Linked DNA regions of Homo sapiens: region 1 is linked to region 2. The links are chromatin loops, found by intact Hi-C in ENCODE. Cell type or tissue: chondrocyte. All regions are shown on one strand. Links, peaks and the distances in the headings refer to the core of each region. The heading gives the core; the rest is flanking DNA. Region 1 holds the start of KRTAP12-2 (keratin associated protein 12-2). Region 2 has its middle 18 kb from the start of TSPEAR.

Region 1 (8,826 bases), core at 1,785-6,784, 64 kb before region 2:
GAAATACATAAAGTCCCATATCCAAAAAGTTCGGAGAACCCCAAATTGGGTAACTATATCCCCACCACAAATGACTAGACATGTCACATTAAATCTGTGACTGACAAAAACCAAAGGTAAAAAGGGAAATCTTGAAAGCATCAATATTTTAAAAGCAGACTACGAGCATAAGGACAAAGGTAGAGTTTACATCAGACTTCTAATCAGAAATCACAGGACCGAAAGTACATCTTTAAAATACTGAAAGAAAATCCGTCGACCCTATGACACTAAAAGTGTCTTTCAAAAATGAAAGAAAACACTTTTTCAGATGAACAAAAACTGAAAAGACTTCATTAACAGCACACGTGCACTATAAGAAATTCTTAAAAAATTTCTTTGAGCCAAGGAATATGATAGCAGAGAGACACTTGAATCCACACAAAGAAAAGACCACCTCTTGGCTGGGTGCCGTGATTCATGTCTGTAATCCCAGCACTTTGGGAGGCCGAGGTGGGTGGATCACCTGAGGTCAGGAGTTTGAGGCCAGCCTGGCCAACATGGTGAAACCCCATCCCTACTAAAAATACAAAAATCAGCCAGGCATGGTGGTGGGCCCCTGTAATCCCAGCTACTCAGGAGGCTGAGGCAGGAGAATTGCTTGAACCCGGGAGGCAGAGGTTGCAGTGAGCCAAGATCGCACCACTGCACTCTGTCCTGGGAACAAAAAGAAAAGAAAGAAAAGAAGAGCTCTAGAAATTATTTTAAAAGAAGATAAATATAAATAGGCCGGGCGCGGTGGCTCACGCCTGTAATCCCAGCACTTTGGGAGGCCGAGGCAAGCAGATCGAGACCATCCTGGCTAACACGGTGAAACCCGTCTCTACTAAAAATACAAAAAATTAGCCGGGTGTGGTGGCGGGCGCCTGTAGTCCCAGCTACTCGGGAGGCTGCGGCAGGAGAATGGCGTGAACCCCAGAGGCGGAGGCGGAGCCTGCAGTGAGCCGAGATCGCGCCACTGCACTCCAGGCTGGGTGACACAGAGTGAGACTCCGTCTCAAAAAAAAAAAAAAAAAAAAAAGCATTATAACTAATTGACTGTCCAGAGCAAAAATAGTGACAGTGCATTGTGGGGTTTTTAACATAAGTAAAAGTAAAACATGGCAACAATAACACGAGGAATATAAAAGAGGACATGGAGGTACACTGCCGTAAAGTCCTGCCACTTACAGATGAAGTGGCGTCATATTACCCGGAGGTATCCTTTGTTACAGTAAAGGTATGTATTGTAACTCTTAGGCCAAATAAGTTTGAAAGGACGTATTAGGCTATTATCGCCTTGCTATAAGGAAATACCTGAGACTGGGTAATTTATAAAGAAAGGAGGTTTAATTGGCTCACAGTTCTGCAAGCTGTACAGGAAGCATAATACTGGCATCTGCTCAGCTTCTGGGGAGGCAGAATTGTGAGGAAACTTACAAGCACTGTGGAAGGTGAAGGGGGAGCAGGCACATCACGTGGCCAGAGCAGGAGCAGGAGAGAAAGACGGGGCTGGGGGAGGGGCCACACGCCTTTAAACAACCAGGTCTCCCAAGAACTCACTCACTGTCGCAAGGACAGCACCAAGGGGATGACGCTTAACCATTCATGAGAAATCCACCCCCGTGATCCAATCACCTCCCACCAGGCCCCACCTCCAACACTGGAGATTACAATTCAACATGAGATTTGGGCGGGGACACAAATCCAAACTATATCAAGATGTATACAAAAAGTAGATATAAAAGGGAATAACTAAGAATACTAAACCAAAAAGTGGCATAGAAAGAGGGCAAAGATAAAAAGGAACAGATGGAACAAATAGAATACAATTAGCAAAGTGATATTTTGCTAATATTAAATTAAATGCAAATTAATTTATTAAATTAAATTAAATGCAAATCATCTAAACACCAAAACCAAAAAACAGAGATTTTTAATTGGATTAAATAATTCAGGACCCAACTATATTCTATCTACCAGAAGACTCACATTAAATATAAAAAACATAGATAGGTTAAAAGTAAACAGATGGAAAAATACACCACACAAACATTAATCAAGTAAAATTGGAATGGCTATATTAATATCAAAGTCAACTTCACAAAAGAAATATTACCAAGGATAAAAAGGAATATTACATAATGATAAAGCATCAATTCACCATGGACACGTAACAATTCTAAATGTGTAAGCACCAAACAGCCAACTTTCCAAACACATGCAACAAAAAAACTGAGAAGGGAAAGGAAAAACAGATAAATCAGATTTGTCATTGGACTTCAGCTTCAAGAGAACAAGTAGACAGAAAATCAGGAAGGATACAGAAGGCCTGGACAACACTGTCAATCAACTTGACCTAATGGATATTGACAGAACACTCCACCCAACAATAACAGATACACATTCTTTTCAAGCACATGAAACATTCACCAAAAAGACTATATTGTGCCATAAAATAAACTTCAACCCATGTAAAAAAGTTGAACTAATACAATGTATGTTCTCTGACCACAAAGAAATTCAATTAGACATTAACACCAAAAGGATAGCGAGAAACACCCTGCAGAACTGTAAAGTAACCGACACACTTCTAAATAACCCATGGTTCAAAGAAGAATCACAAGAGAATTTAGAAAATATTTTGAATTAAATACAAATTAAAAGACAACATGTCAAAATATATGGAACATGGCTAAAATAGTGTTTAGAGGGATAAAATTATATCATTAAGTGCTTATATTCACAAAGAAGAAAGTCCTGAAATCAATTATCTAAGTTTGCACTTTAAAGAAAAAAAGAAAATTAAACTCAAAATTAGCAAAAGAAATGAAATAATTAAAAATCTGAAAAAAAAAATGAAGTAGAAAATGGAAAAGAATTCAATGAAAGCAAAAGCTGCTTCTTTGAAAAGAACAATGAAATGAATAAGCATCTAGCCAGACTGAGCGGTAAAATTATAATAAAAAGAAAAAAAAAGACACAAAATAGCAATATTAGGAGTGAAGAAGAGACATCATTACAAATCTTACAATTATTAAAAACATGATACAGGAATGATGTAAACAACTTCATACCATTAAATTTGATAACATACATAAAACTGGCACATTTTTAAAAGACAAAAGTATGAAAGCTTATTCCAGAGAAGTAGGTAGCCTGAATAGTATCATATCTATTAAAGAAGTTGAATTTTCAGTTAAAATCTTTCAACAAATAAAACTAGGGGCAAATGGCCTCCCTGGAAAATTCTACCAAACATTTAAAGAGGAAATATAACCAATTCTACATGAACTCTTCCAGAAAATAGAAGGAAAGGAATCATTCCCGATTAAATTCATAGAGCCAGCATAATCTTGATATCAAATTTGAACAAAAGTATTATAGTACATAGTATATAGAAAACTATATACTATTAATAATATCTCTTATGAATATAGATGCAAAATTCTCAACCAAATACTAGCAAATTAAATCCAGAAATATGTAAAAGAGATAAAAGGTCGTGATCATGTGAGATTTATCCCAAGAATGCAAGGTTGGTTCAGTGTTAAAAAATCAACTTATAATTCACCATATCAACAGACTAAAGAGGAAGCACCATATTATTATCTCAATAGATTCAGAAAAGGCTTTTGACAAAATTCAACATCCATTCAGAATAAAAACTGCTAGCAAACTAGAAATTAAAAGGAACTTCTTTTAAAGAGCATCTATGAAAAACCTATAGCTAATATCATACTTAATGATGAAAGACTATATGCTTTCCCCTTAAAATCAACAACAAAGCAAGAACATTCACTTTTGCCTCTGCTATTTATTACCATACTGGACTTCCTAAACAGTGAAGTAAAAAGCATGCAGCCTGGAAAGAAAGAAATAACACAGTCTCTATTAACATATTACATTATTGTCTACCTAGAAAATCCCCAAAATTCTACAATAAAGCTACAAGAACTAGTAAGTGAATTTAACAAGGTCAAAGAAAAAATGCCAATATACAAAAATCGATTTTATTTTAATATACTAGCAATGAACAATCAGAAATTGAAACTTAAAAATAGTACCATAATAGCATTAAACTTATAAAATACTTAGGGATAAATTCTGGGGGAAATATATAAAATGTATACATTGAAAACTACAAAATATTGATGAGAAGAATCAGAGAAAACCTAAATAAATAGACCATGTTATGGATTGCTGGATATGTCGACTCTCCCCAAATTGATCTATATAGTTTCAATACACTCCCAATCAAAATCTCAGCACAAATTCTGTAGATATTGATAAGCTTATTCAAATATCTATATGGAAAGACAAAGAAACTAGAGTAGCCTAAACAACTTCTTAAAAGAAGAACAAAATTGGAGAACTCACACTAGCTGATTTCAAGACCTACTATAAAGCTGCATTTATCAGGGCAGGATGGTGTTGGCAAAAAGATACTTAGCATATGACCCAGCTATTCCACTCCTAGACATTTACCCAAGAGAAAGAAACAAATACGTCCATGCAAAAACCTGGACTTGCTAACAAATGCCCCATGTGGAGCACTAGCATCACAGAACTTGGGCTCCAAGTGGCCCTGAGGGCCACAGCTCCAGAGGGCGGGGGCTGAGCCAGGCCTCATCCATGCTTCTCTGTGCACAGGGCAGGTAGGTTCTCCAGAAGCATTTTTTGGTTACCAACCCTCCCTCCTCTCATGCTCTGATTTCCAGTTTGACCTCTAACTCCCAGCCTGGGGGACCAGAGTGCTTACGTGTGTGCATAAGTGTGTGCACGTTGTATAGTGCACACATTGGGTGTGTTCATGGATTCGAATGTGTTCGGCTGCAAGCATTTATATGTCTGGGTTGATTGGTTCCATTTCTCACTCAGTTTTATCCAAAGCCTCCCAGTTTAAACTACACAATAGGTCCCTGACCACCTTGCCTAAAAGATGATGAAACCAGTTTTTTAACCCTAAACTCAACACTTGCCTCCAAGGCAAATAAAAATCTTGGAATCGAAGGCAGCCAGTAGTGAGAACGTTCTTCAGGGGACAGTTCTGGGCTATGCTATCTGGAATAGCAGACTCCTGGGGCAAGAGGGCTGGCCCATCTACTGGGGAACGTTTAACCTGAGACAGTCACAGCAGAGCCCCCCAGGAGGGGAATACAGCCCAGACAGGGGAAATGCAGAAGAATGCTACCAGCACAACGCAGACTGGGAAAAGCAAGTTCCAGATTACATTCTGAATAATTTCCTTTTCATATCACCAGAAATTACTAAATTAGAAAACACCCATTTCAGGAATACATAGAGATATGACTCAACTCTATTTTTTCTAGAAAGTAACAGAATAAGGAGCACACAATCCCAACAGTGGCTGCCCCAAGAAGTTCTTGGTAAATTATTGATGATGTTCTCATTTCTATGTCAGGCAGTGGGTTCATGCGGGTTTATTATATTAGGATCCTCAGTAATTGATCATCAGTCAATCAATAAAAACCAAGCCTTTGTGGACCAGTGATGGGAGTGTGTGCCGCAGAACTAATCCAGTTCTGTAAACTTGAGATCCTCCGCGACCTGGGAAACAGGACGTCCACCAACCACATCAGAAAACCCAATTGTCAATGCTCTGAGGCTTTGGCCATCAGTGCAGGGCTTGTTGGCCTGGAGCAGGAGTGGACAGCCAGTGGGGAAGCGAGACCACTCTACCACAGGCGGGTAAGTCACTTCTGTGGCCACTGCACCTGGGCCCCAGGAGCCCTGGGAGAGACCACATGGGCATCTGCAGCTGCGCCCTCCACCCGGGACACCACCTTCTGATGAGCACTGGGTGAAGGGATCACTGAAGAGGGTTTAGCAGCAAATTCTATGTAATCAGCAGAATAGATAGCAGGGAGTATGGAAATAAAAAAGAAAGACCAGAAATGCAGAGCTGCATGGGGAAAGCTGGTTTATTTGGCTCTCATGGGGTCAGAGAATGACTCTGGGACCCCAGACTTCCCTGGGGGGATGGGCAAGGTCAGCAAGGGCTCCAGATCATTCTGTCACATTCTCAATCCAGAATTCAGAGGGTTCAACTGAGCATGCTTTTCACCTGCACCATGTGCAGAAGACCAACTGAGGACTCATCCAGGGAGTGTACAGGTGTGGCCTCATCTGCACTGGGAGCAGCGGGTCTGGAGATTCATGCTCAGCAGCAGGAAGAGATACTGTAGGAGATGGGTCTGCAGAGGACGCTGGTGCAGGAGGGCTGGCAGCACCCAGAGGACTGGCAGGACGGAGCCGCATACACGACAGGCCTGCAGCTCACAGGCACGCACAGGGAGGACTGGCAGGAGGGGGCTGCACACACAATGGGCCTGCAGCTCACAGGCACACACACAGAAGACTGGCAGCTCACGGGCACGCACACAGCTGACTTGAAGCTCATGGGCACACACACAGAAGACTGGCAGCTCACGGGCAGGCACACGGCTGGCTTGAAGCTCACGGGCACACACACGGAGGACTGGCAGCCCACAGGCACACAGCAGGATGCCTGGCAGGAGCTGGGCACACAACAGGCTGGCTGGCAGGGGCTGGGCGCGCAGCAGGCTGGCTGGCAGCCCGAGGAGCAGCTGGTATGACACATGGTGGCGTGTGGCTGGATAAGGTCGAGGCAGAGGGCAGTGATGTCTGGGGACGGCCTCCCTGGGCAGCCTTTATACCTGGGCCCAGGCATCCCCACAGCACAGAAGCACACCTGTCTTCCTTGTTTTTCTTCCTCAGTGCTGTCTCCTGGAGCTTAATTTTCTGTTGTAGGTGTCTCTGGGTTTTGTTTGGCCCTTAGCTTCATGACTAATTGCACCTTCTTCGAACTCTTGGTATGCTTGGAAACCTGCCAGAGTGTTTTACTGGCTTCATCAAGATTCTTCCTTGTTCTTTAAAATTTTACCTGAGTTACTTTTGTGAGATTCCAAAAACTCAGATCTCCAGATTTTTTTCCTCTCTGTGTGATGATGGTCCTTAAACCACAGAAGTTTACACTCCTCTCATGGCTCAGGAAGGCTCCACAGTCAATGTGAGGTAGAACAGGACGTGTCTAGCTGATCTGTGGGTGTCCTGAGAGCTTAGAGCTGGATGAGAGCTAGCAGATGGAGGAAGAACATGGAAATCACTTGTCCATAGGATGAGTGGGGACAAAGGGTGTGGGTCACAGAGAACTTCTTGTGAGTGGTGACCATGGATCTTTGTCTTGAGAAATCCTCCTAGTTAAGAACCAAGATGAGACAACACCACTGGCCCTCATGCATGGAGACACAGCTCTAAGGAAATCAAGCTGGTCCAAGCATGTTCCCAGGGAAGCATGTGAGGCCAGTGAAGGGTCCCATGGACAGCCACAGCAGGATATGTGTGAGCTGAATATAGAAGGTTCCAAGGGCCAGAATGACTTCTGGGTATGTTCAGCAGAAAGCCATGTGCACCCTGTACTGCAGGGACAGTAGAATCTCTGAGCCTACAGATGTCAACACCAGATCACTTGGAACTTGGCATCATGATAACAGAATGAAGGAAAAAACCACGTGATCATCTCAATTGATATAGAAAAGGCATTTCACAAAATTCAAGATTCTTTCATGATGACAACAATCAACAAACTAAGAATAGAAGAAAACTACCTCAACACAATACAAGCCATACATGAAAGACCCACAGCAAGCCTCATACCCACTGGTGAAAAACTGAAGGCTTTTTCTCTAATATTGGGAACAAAGCCAGCATAGTACTAGAAGTTTTACTAAGAGCAACTAGGCAATTGTTTTTAAAAGGAAGAAAGAAAGAAACAAAAAGCATCCAAATTGAAAAGCAAGAAGTAAAGTTAGCTGTGTTCACAGATGACATGATTTTTATATGTAGAAAACTCTAAATATTCCACACACAAAAATTTTAGAATAAATGAATTCAGCAAAGTAGCAGGATACAAAAGCAAAACACAAAAATCAGTTCTATTTCCATAAACTAACAAGCATAATCTCAAAAGGAAAGTACAATAACAATTCCATTTACAATACATTAAAAAGAACAAAATACTCAGGAGTTAACCAAAGAATTAAAATAATTGTGTAACAAAAACTACAAAACGTTGAAAGAAATTAAAGGCAACAGAAATAAATGGAAACACATCCCATGTTCATGAATTGGAAATTAATATTGTTAATATGTCCATACTAACCAAAGCAATCTACAGATTCAATGCAATCCCTGTCAAAATCCCAAGGACATTTCTTGCAGAAATAGAAAAACCCATCCTAAAGTTTATGTGGAGTCTCAAGGGACCCTAAATAGCCAAATCAATCTTAAGAAAAGAATAGAGCTGGAGGAGTCACACTTTCTGATTTCAAAACTTACTACAAAGCTACACTAATCAAAACTGTGGTACTGGCATAAAGACCAATATATAGACTAATGGAATAGCATAGAGAGCCCAGAAATAAACTCTCACAACTACAGTCAAATAATTTTCGGCAAGGCTGTCAAGACCTTTCAGTGAGGGAAGAACAGACTTTTTAACAAATGGCAGTGGGAAAACAGGATATCCACACACAAAAGATTATTTTTAACCCTTACCTCACACCATATACAAAATTAACTCAAGATCAAAGATAGAGAATCTCAGTAGGGAAATTGAAACTATTTTTTAAATGGGAATGCTAGAACTAAAATGTACAATAGCTGATATTTTAAAATCCACATGATAGACGTAAATATAGAATGAGATTGAAGAAGAGTTCATGAACTTGAAGCACATCAATAGAAATTATCCAAAATGAAGGA
Region 2 (8,826 bases), core at 1,030-6,029:
AACCCACAGAATCAAAGAAAATATTTGCAAACTATCCATATGGCAAGGGATTCATAACCCAAATATATGAGGAGCTCAGACAACTCAATGGCCAAAAAAAAAAAAAAGCAGCCAGGTGCAGTGGCTCACACCTGTAATCCCAGCACTTTGGGGGGCCAACACAGGTGGACTGCTTGAGCCCAGGAGTTTGAGACCAGCCTGGGCAACATGGCAAAACCCTGTCTCTACAAAAAATACAAAAATTAGCCAGGCGTGCTGTTGCACACCTGTGGTCCCAGCTACTCCGGAGGCTGAGGCGGGAGGATTGGTGATTGATTGCTTGAGCCCGGGAAGCAGAGGCTGCAGGGAGCCATGACTGTGCCACTGCACTCCAGCCTGGGCAACAGAGTGAGACCCTATCTCCAAACAACAATAACAAACAATAATCATCCGATTAAAAATGGGTAAAAGATGTGAACAGACTTTTCTCAAAAGAAGACATACAAAGGCCAACAGGTGTTTTAAAATATGCTCAACATCACTAATCAGCAGAGAAATGCAAATCAAACCACAGTGCATTACCATCTCAGCCCAGTGAAAATGGCTTGTATCAGAAAGACAGGCAATAACAGACGCTGGTGAGGGTGTAGAACACTGTGGGTGGGAAGGTAGCACAGTACAGCCCCTATGAGAAACAGTACGAAAAGCACAACTACCATGTAATCCAGCAATTCCACTACTGGTATTTATCCAAAAGAAAGGAAATTAGTATGTCAGAGATCTCTGCACTCCTGTGTTTATTGCAGCACCGTTCACAATAGCCAAGATACGGAATCAACCTAAGGGCTTATCAGTGGATGAATGGATAAAGAAAATGTGGTAAATATACACAATGGAATATTATTCAGCTATCGAAAAGAATGAAATCCTGTCATTTTCAGCAACATAGATGGAACTGGGGGTCATTATGTTAAGCGCAATAAGCCAGGCACAGAAAGACCAACATCTCACGCTGTCACTCGTGTGGAAGCTAAACCAGAGGCTCCCGTGGAGGCAGAGAGTGGAATGGCGGTTCCCAGAGGAAGGAGGCGGAGGGGCGATAAAGGAGGGAAATCTAAACGTGTTTCTCGTCACTGAGCTGTACGCTTTAAAATGGTGCAGATGGTACATTTTATATGTATGTTATTCCTCAATTTAAAAATTAATTTTAAAAGCGAGGTTAATGTTGCAAATGTTGTCACTGAGGCACCCACGTGTTTACCTTAAATTGCGTTTTGTGGCACTCAGGGACAGGCAGGCTATTTAAAAAGTGTGCATTTTTTCAGCTTCACTAGAAATAGAATTTGTGGCAGTTTGTGGACTTTGTCACGAATCAAGCTTTCCTTTGGGAAGATCTTTCCTGTGTGGGCTTGGGTGAGTGCCTTTGCCTGCTGGAGGGAGGGGGAGCCTGCCTCAGTGGTGGTGGGGGCTGTGGGGATGGAGTCTTTATCCCATAAGGAGCTCTCAGTGTGCCCAGGCATCTCATAGGGATTGTACCCACCATCCCCATGGTGGGCTGATTCCGGGTCTCACCAACAGCCCTCATGACCCACCTGCTGGGCACCATGAGCCCGCCCCAGCTGCCCTGCAGATCACAGATGCCGGAAAGGCTCCCGGTGCCTGCTCCTGCTCCTGCAGCTGAGCAGCCAGCCACACCCGCTCCTCCTCCCCAGGTCCACAGCCGCCAAGTTCTGAGTCTTCCCCACCCCAAGCCTGTCCCTTTCTCCACCAAGGGCCAGCACAGCCATCTGGGTTGTCCACACCAACTCCCCTCCACAGTCCTCATTCCTGAAGGCACCCCTCCCTACTCAGCCCTGCCGCCTCTTCCTCTAAGGGACCCCTCCTGGACAGGGTTCTCAAAGTCCAGTGCACACAAAACCCTGGGGGTTCCAGCTTGTGAGGTCAGCATGGGCTGGGAGTGCCCTGACCCCACTTTGAGAAACACCACAGCTCCATCCCCAGCAGAGGTGCTGGTCCCCCCAGGGTCCTTCTCCATCTTGGAGGGACATGTGCCCCTCACTTGCTCCTACTCAGGATCTAGGCCTCCTTGCTGCACCCAGCACAGCTGCCCTGAACTCCCCCTCCCCTCCGCCGCAGCCTCCCCTCCGCCGCAGCCTCCCCTCTGCCACAGCCTCCCCTCCGCCACAGCCTCCCCTCCGCTGCAGCCTCTCTGGCCTCCTGTGAACTGCTTGGCTGTTCCTAAGCCTTGGTCCCTGGAAAATCCCAGTTCCAGCTCAGCGCCCACATCCAGGTGATGCTCAAATGGGCCCAGCCTCAACTCTCAGCCCACAGAGCTCAGAGGACGGCTGAGGCCTCTGGTCAGAAGACCCCAGGCTTCCCCGAAGGAAGGGACACCTCACGAGGACAGCCTGTCACCACAGTCCTAATGGACTTCCAGGGACCACAGTGCCAGCGCTTTCCATCAGAATGGCTGACAGTATTAGAGATCATACATCATTCATTTGCCTCACGAACCCCGAGGGAGTGCTTGCTCCAGAGAGACCCCTGGGCTCCCAGGGCCTGGCACTGGTGACAGTGGCATGGGAGGGGCACATGAGCCGGGTGGCACAGCAAGGCAGCACCGTGACCCTAGGGGTGCTGTGGGCGGAGAAGATGGGGGCAGTCCTGGGCTGCTGAGCTTCTCTGAGGGGTCATCGTCCTTCAGGCAAGTGGCAGGAAGTGGCCCACAGGCTTCCAAGCTGCGGGAGCAGAGTGAACAAGCAGCAGGAAGAGCTGAGAGTCCTGGGAACAGTGGAGCCTGCATGGAGGGGACAGGAAAGGGGATGGAGTCCGGGGCAGCAGTGAGAGACCCAGAGGACGAGAGACCTGGAGACACCTGCAGCCCTGGGAGACGCCCTGGCAGCCAGGGCTCAGGAAAAACCATCCTCAGAGAAGACACACGAGGTCATTATTCAGAACAAGAGTAGGTAGATAAAAGCATATCCTTTGGGAGGCTAAGGCGGGCAGATCACCTGAGGTCAGGAGTTCGAGACCAGCCTGACCAACATGGAGAAACCCCATCTCTACTAAAAATACAAAATTAGCTGGGCGTGATGGCGCATGCCTGTAATCCCAGCTACTCGGGAGGCTGAGGCAGGAGAATCATTTGAACCCCGGAGGCAGAGGTTGTGTTGAGCCGAGATCGCGCCATTGCACTCCAGCCTGGGCAACAAGAGCAAAACTCCATCTCAAAAAAAAAAAAAAAAAAAAAAAAAAAGTATATCTTGGCATTAGTGCTATTCTCAGCATCAGAAGTCAAAATGGCAACTCATTAAGCATCACCACCAGCGATGTTTGTGGTGGGAGAGTGGAGACCATAGACCCCCAGCATTGATAATGTTGGTCCAAGTAAAATGCAAGAACTTCAAATGCAAGGGTCAAAGTGTCCCTTGAATAACCGCATTTTTCTCGGGTAGAATTCCAAATTACAGCGAGTTCATAGCACTGGTCCTGCCCCGCCACGATGACCCACTTGGTGTTGATGGACGAGAACGCGCTTGTGTCTTACTCGTGCAGTTTGCTAAACTAACAACCAAAAGGCCATCGCGCCCTTACAGTTTTATTCCCCGCTGACAGATTTGAGGGGAGCTGTCAGGTGGGAGGCTTCTGAGAGCATTCTAGCCTATTACACCCAGCAAATAGATTACATCACTTAGACATACGTTTGCTTTTAAAAATAACTTTATTTTTCCTACGACACAAGTAATAATAGGTTCCTTGTTGAAACCTCATCACATATGGATGACAAAAAGTAGGAATGAAAACTGATCACAATTTCACTGTCAGAGATAGACACTGAGCATCTCGGCACCGTGCAGCAAGAATGTATGTAGATACCCATGGTAGATAAAAAATATATGATATATGGGCATAAAACATGGACTGTCCCGTCGTCTTCTGTGAGCCGCCAGCACAGCTGATGATGTGGGTGGCACAGGCATTGAGTCACCACTGGGAGTGGCCGTCATCCCTCTCCTGAAGAGACGGGGGATAGGGGGCCTGTGGGGCACCTGGGGATCGTCCCCTCCTCCACATGGCCTGTGCAGCTGGTCAGAGTGAGCTCACCAGGAGCACCGGCTGCTCCCAGCCCTGGGCCCCCTTGAGTTCTCCACCAGCACCCCGCCCCTGCGAATATGCACAGATCAAGGGGACAGGGCCCCGCTGGGCCACAGGCTCAGGACAGGTGACCATCCAAGAGGGCCGGGAAGTGGAGGGTGCTGCACACTGGCCTGCTGGCCCAGTATCACCCGATCTCGTGTCTGCCTCTTGAGCGCTGATGGTGTGCGTCTGTGCCCCTCACAAAACAGCACTGCGGTAAGTCCAAGACACAAGCGGGCCAAAGACTCAAGGCAGTGCAGAAGGCGGCACGTGTTCCAGGGGAACACGGCACCCCTGACCATAGCAAGAGGCACAGGAAAGCGGCCTGCAGCAGGGAGGGGGCGGAGAGCCTGGTGTCTTCTGCATCCTAGGGAGCCAGGCTGCCTGTGCCCCAGTGGCTTCTCCATAACTTCTGGGTTCTGTGGATGTCCCCTGCAGCCGGGACTCCTGACCGAGGCAGCTCCGTCAGGGTCCAACTGATTCCCCGCACATTGGGCAAGAGGTGGTTCCTAATCACACATCAGCTTCTTGATGACCGTTAGTGGATTTTGGCTGCTGTAAGAAAATACCACTGACTGGGTGTTTCAACAACAAGCTGTGTTCCTCACAGTCTAGGGGCTGGAAGTTGGAGGCCAAGGTGGCAGCAGGGTCGGGTTCTGGCAAGGACACTCTTCCTGGTTTGCTCGCGGCTGTCTTCTTCTTGCACCCTCATGTGGCAGACAGAGCAAAAGTGACAGCATGCTCTCTGGGGTCTCCTTCATAAGAGGACCCCATCATGAGGGCCACAACCTAATCACCTCCCAAACGCCCTGCCTCCTAGCGCCACCACACCAGGGTTAGAATTTCTATATAGGAACTCTGGGGAGATGCAATCGGCCCATAACATTCTATTCCTGACTCCGAAATTGTACGTCCTTCTCATGTGCAAAACACATTCATTTCACCCCTCCAACCCCAAAGTGGTGGCTCGTTCTGCCATCAGCTCTAAAGTCTAAAGTCCAAAGTCTCATCTAAACATCATCTAAATCAGATACGGGTGACACTCAAAGTTTACTTCCTCCCTAGCTGTGAACCTGTAAAATGGAACAAGTTACATGCGTTTAAAATACAATGGTGGGAGAGCCATATGACAGACTTTCCCATTCCGAAGGGGGAAATGGGAAGGAAGAAAAGGGTAACAGGTCCCATGGAGCCTGGACCCCAATAGGGCAAACAATGTTAAATCTTCAGGCTCAAGAATCATCTTCTTTGGCTTGAGCCCCTGCCCTCCAGACCCACTACGGCCATGGTCCTGCCCCTGCAGCTCTGGGGGGCAGGGGTCATGCCTGCAAGGCTCTGGGCAGCCCTGCCCCCAAGGCTTTGGGCAGGGAGCATCTGGCCTGTTGCTCCCAGGGAGCAGCTGCCCATGTGGCAGCCCTGATGGACTCTAAATCACCTTCTGGGTCCTTCTTCCCTTGTCTTGAAGAATAGTGCATGTTCACAGCCAAATAGCTCCCTGGTCCTGCTCGGTACAACCCAAGAGGTCAGACGGCCAAACTCACTTCCTTCCCCTCTCTCCCACCTTTGGTTCAAGCTGAGTGTTCCTGCCGGGACAGCTGGTTGTGACTGTGGTTCACACCCACACAAATCCCCTTATCAGATGGTCATCTGGCTATGCCCTTAATGTTCTCTTCCAAACACACATTCTCATTTTTTTACATTATGCATAGGCTGAGGATTTTCCAAATCTTTAAGTTCTGGTTTCTTTTTGTTTAACAGCTTGGTCTTGAAATCATTTCTAGCTTCTCACATTTTACCATAAGCAGCCAGGAGGAACTAAGCCGTCCCTTCAACACTTTGCTTATAAACCCCCTCAGCCAAGTATCGTGTTTCATTACTCACAAGTTCTGCTTTCCACACAACACCAGGACACAAACATAGTTCGGCCGAGTTCTTTGCTGCTTTTTAACAAGGTGGCCTTTCCTCCAGTTGACACTAGCATGTTCCTGGTTTCCATCTGAGCCTTCCCATCCAGGGTTCTGCTCACGATCCCCTAGGCGTCCTCTGAGAAGACAGAGGCTCTCTCTGCAGTGCTTCTCTTCTTGCTGAGCCCGCACCAGAATCACCTTTAAAAAGCTGTTCGTAGCCATCTAGGCTTTTTCTAGCATGTGGCTCCGAATGATTCCAGCTGCCCCCATTCATCAGTTCCAAGGCCACATCCACATTCACAGGCGTTGGTTGCAGCAGCTCTCACTCCTCGCACTGATCTTCTGTCCTGGCTTGGGTGCCGCAACGGTGCCTGTAGACTGGATGGTGTTCAGAAAACAGGCATTTATTTCCTCACAGTGCTGGGGGCTGGGAATTGGAGACCAGGGTGCCAGCACAGTTGGAGTCTGTTAAAAGCTCTCCCAGGTTGCAGACAGCTGTCTTTTCACTGTGTCCTCACACAGTGGAAGGGGCAAGGCAGCTCTCTGGGGCCTCTTTTATATGGACACGAATCCCATTCACAAGGGCTCCACTCTTATGACCTCATCAGCCCCCAAAGGACCCATCTCCTAATACCCTCACCTTGGGGGTTATGGTTTCAACAGATATATTTAGGGGAGACACAAACATTCAGTCCACGACAATGACCACAAAACCCAGATTTTAATTCAGTGAAATCCAAACAACATGGCAAGACTCCTCACATCAAGATGCTCAGGTTTTATGTCACATGGAAAGCTAGTCACAGCCCCATCCAACACAAGTCCTATCTGCAAAATGCTGACAACCTGGTGGCAAGAGGACGGTGAGGGAAGGAGAGGGACAGGCAGGGAGGAAAGGCAGGCTCCACAGAGGAGATGCAGGTGAGGGGAAAGGAGCACTGGGAATGGCTGGGCGTGAGACTCGGAGCCAAATACACAGCAGTAGAGGGACTTCTGCCCCTGCAACAGTGAGGAGGCACCTGCGGCCTGGCACCTGCGGCCTGGGCATGGGAGCTCAGGAAGCAGCAGCAGGCTTGGGAGATGCCTGGAGCTGAAGGAGCACAGCCGCGGCCGGGGCCCAGACCGGGCACGTCCTGCAGGGCTCAGCTTCCCCCAGCACAGCTCAGTTTTAGGAATAGGATAAAGTGGCATTAAAAGACAGAAGCAAGATGGGGGTAAATGAAAACAAACTGTGTTTACCACACTTCTGACACCAAATGTGTGGGTTTCCATACCAATTCTCCAATTCTGCGTCAGTGCCAATGGGGTATCCCGCAATCTAATTCAGTTCTGACACCAACTGACCAGGGTCAGCACAGACCCCTCAGGCTGAGGGATGGGCCCAGGAAACTGTCCCCACTCCAAGTGCCAATCACAGGTCCCGGGGTGTCATCTGTCCCCAGTACCTCGGCTATAAATTGGGAGTTCCCATGACCCCCTCCTTAGGTTCAATAATTTGCTATAATAATTCACAAAACTCAGGGAAACGTCACTTCTGTTTGCTGGGTTACTCTCCTAATAAAGGGTGTGCTGAAGGACACAGATGAGCAGCAGGTGAGGGGTGCGCAGGGCAAGGCCCAGAGGGACCCTGAGTGCAGGAGCTGGCATCCGTGGAGCCCCGGCTGCCCCGCCCTCCCAGCTCAGGATGTGTTCCCAGCCCGGTAGCTCTCTGCATCCTCTGTGTGGGGGTTTGAAGGAGCCTCCGTGACGCATGACTGGTGAAGTTAGTGACTCCTGGTGACTGACTCAGTCCCCAACCTCTGCACGGAGGTCACAGGTTCCAGCAAGTCCCAGCCTCGAATCCTGCCTTGGTCTTTCTGCCACCAGCACCCCATTCTGATGCTGCCTAGGTCCCCGCCTCCAGTCATCTGCCTTAATCTTTCTGCCACCAGCGCCCCATTCTGAAGCTGCCTAGGGCCCCGCCTCCTGCCTTGGTCTTTCTAGCCACCAGCACCCCATCCTGAAGCTGGCTAGGGCCCCACCTCCAGTCATCTGTCTTGGTCTTTCTAGCCACCAGCACCCCATCCTGAACCTGGTTAGGGCCTCACCTCCAGGCATCTGCCTTAATCTTTCTGCCACCAGCACCCCATTCTGAAGCTGGCTAGGGCCTCACCTCCAGGCATCTCATCAACAAACAGAAAACATTCATGTCTCCCAAGAGTCCAAGGGTCTTAGGAGCTAGGACAAAATATTGTAACACGTGATGTTTCTCTCACCCCATCGCTCAGGAAGTTACAAGGGCTTTAAAAGCTCCATGCCAGGAATCTGTTTCTGATTATGCCACGGGGCCTTCTAGTACCGGGGCAGAGGCTACATCCAGGCTACTGCACGGCTGTGTTTCTGGAAGAGCAGATCCATACGGAGTGTGACCTGACTCTTGGGCAGGTTTTCGGCTGTCTCTGATGGCTGTGCCTGCCCTCCCTGCCCCTGGAGCTGGGCCTGGCAGTGGGTCTTCTGGGTGGGGGCGATTGCTGGCTCTTGGCTCTGACTGCTTGCTTCCTGGGCCTTGGGCCATGGGCAGCAGAGACTCAGGGCATGGGGTACTCCCTCCCCTTGAGCCTTGAGTAACTTCAACCCTCCTTGGACTTGCAACATGCAAAAATAGATCTTGGCTGTTTTGACCCACAGGGATGTGGGCTGCACGTTATGTGAGCTGAATGGCGCATCTGGGCCTGTGTCTCGTGACTGACTCAGCTGCTTTGGCTCTTGGCCTCGGAGTGTAGGGTGCCCGGCCTCGGAGCATTACCCCCGGGAGGTAAAACCC

Evidence for each region. A loop is a pair of places that touch in the nucleus more often than their neighbours do. Peaks named below come from ENCODE experiments on the same cell type or tissue, not always from the same donor. Only the 100,000 strongest peaks of a DNase experiment are listed, where the experiment ranks them.
Region 1: it touches region 2 in a loop (4-fold over the local background); 4 of 110 quality-filtered maps call a loop at or near these places.

What each region holds. Positions count from the first base shown.
Region 1 is chr21:44,660,244-44,669,069 of GRCh38, forward strand. The region is part of intron 1 of TSPEAR (thrombospondin type laminin G domain and EAR repeats); the gene reads right to left. KRTAP12-2 (keratin associated protein 12-2) reads right to left here and starts at 6,684. Exons shown (of 1, transcript NM_181684.3): 1 at 5,946-6,684. The coding sequence starts at 6,643. The coding sequence ends at 6,203. In chondrocyte, for the core only: no CTCF peak of the experiment used is centred there; no DNase peak of the experiment used is centred there.
Region 2 is chr21:44,725,396-44,734,221 of GRCh38, forward strand. No RefSeq gene overlaps it. Among named protein-coding and RNA genes, the nearest start is that of TSPEAR, 18 kb to the left of the region's middle. RefSeq lists enhancers at 4,958-5,458, 5,459-5,959, 6,597-7,272, 7,273-7,948. In chondrocyte, for the core only: no CTCF peak of the experiment used is centred there; DNase peaks (open chromatin) are centred at 2,629 and 4,134.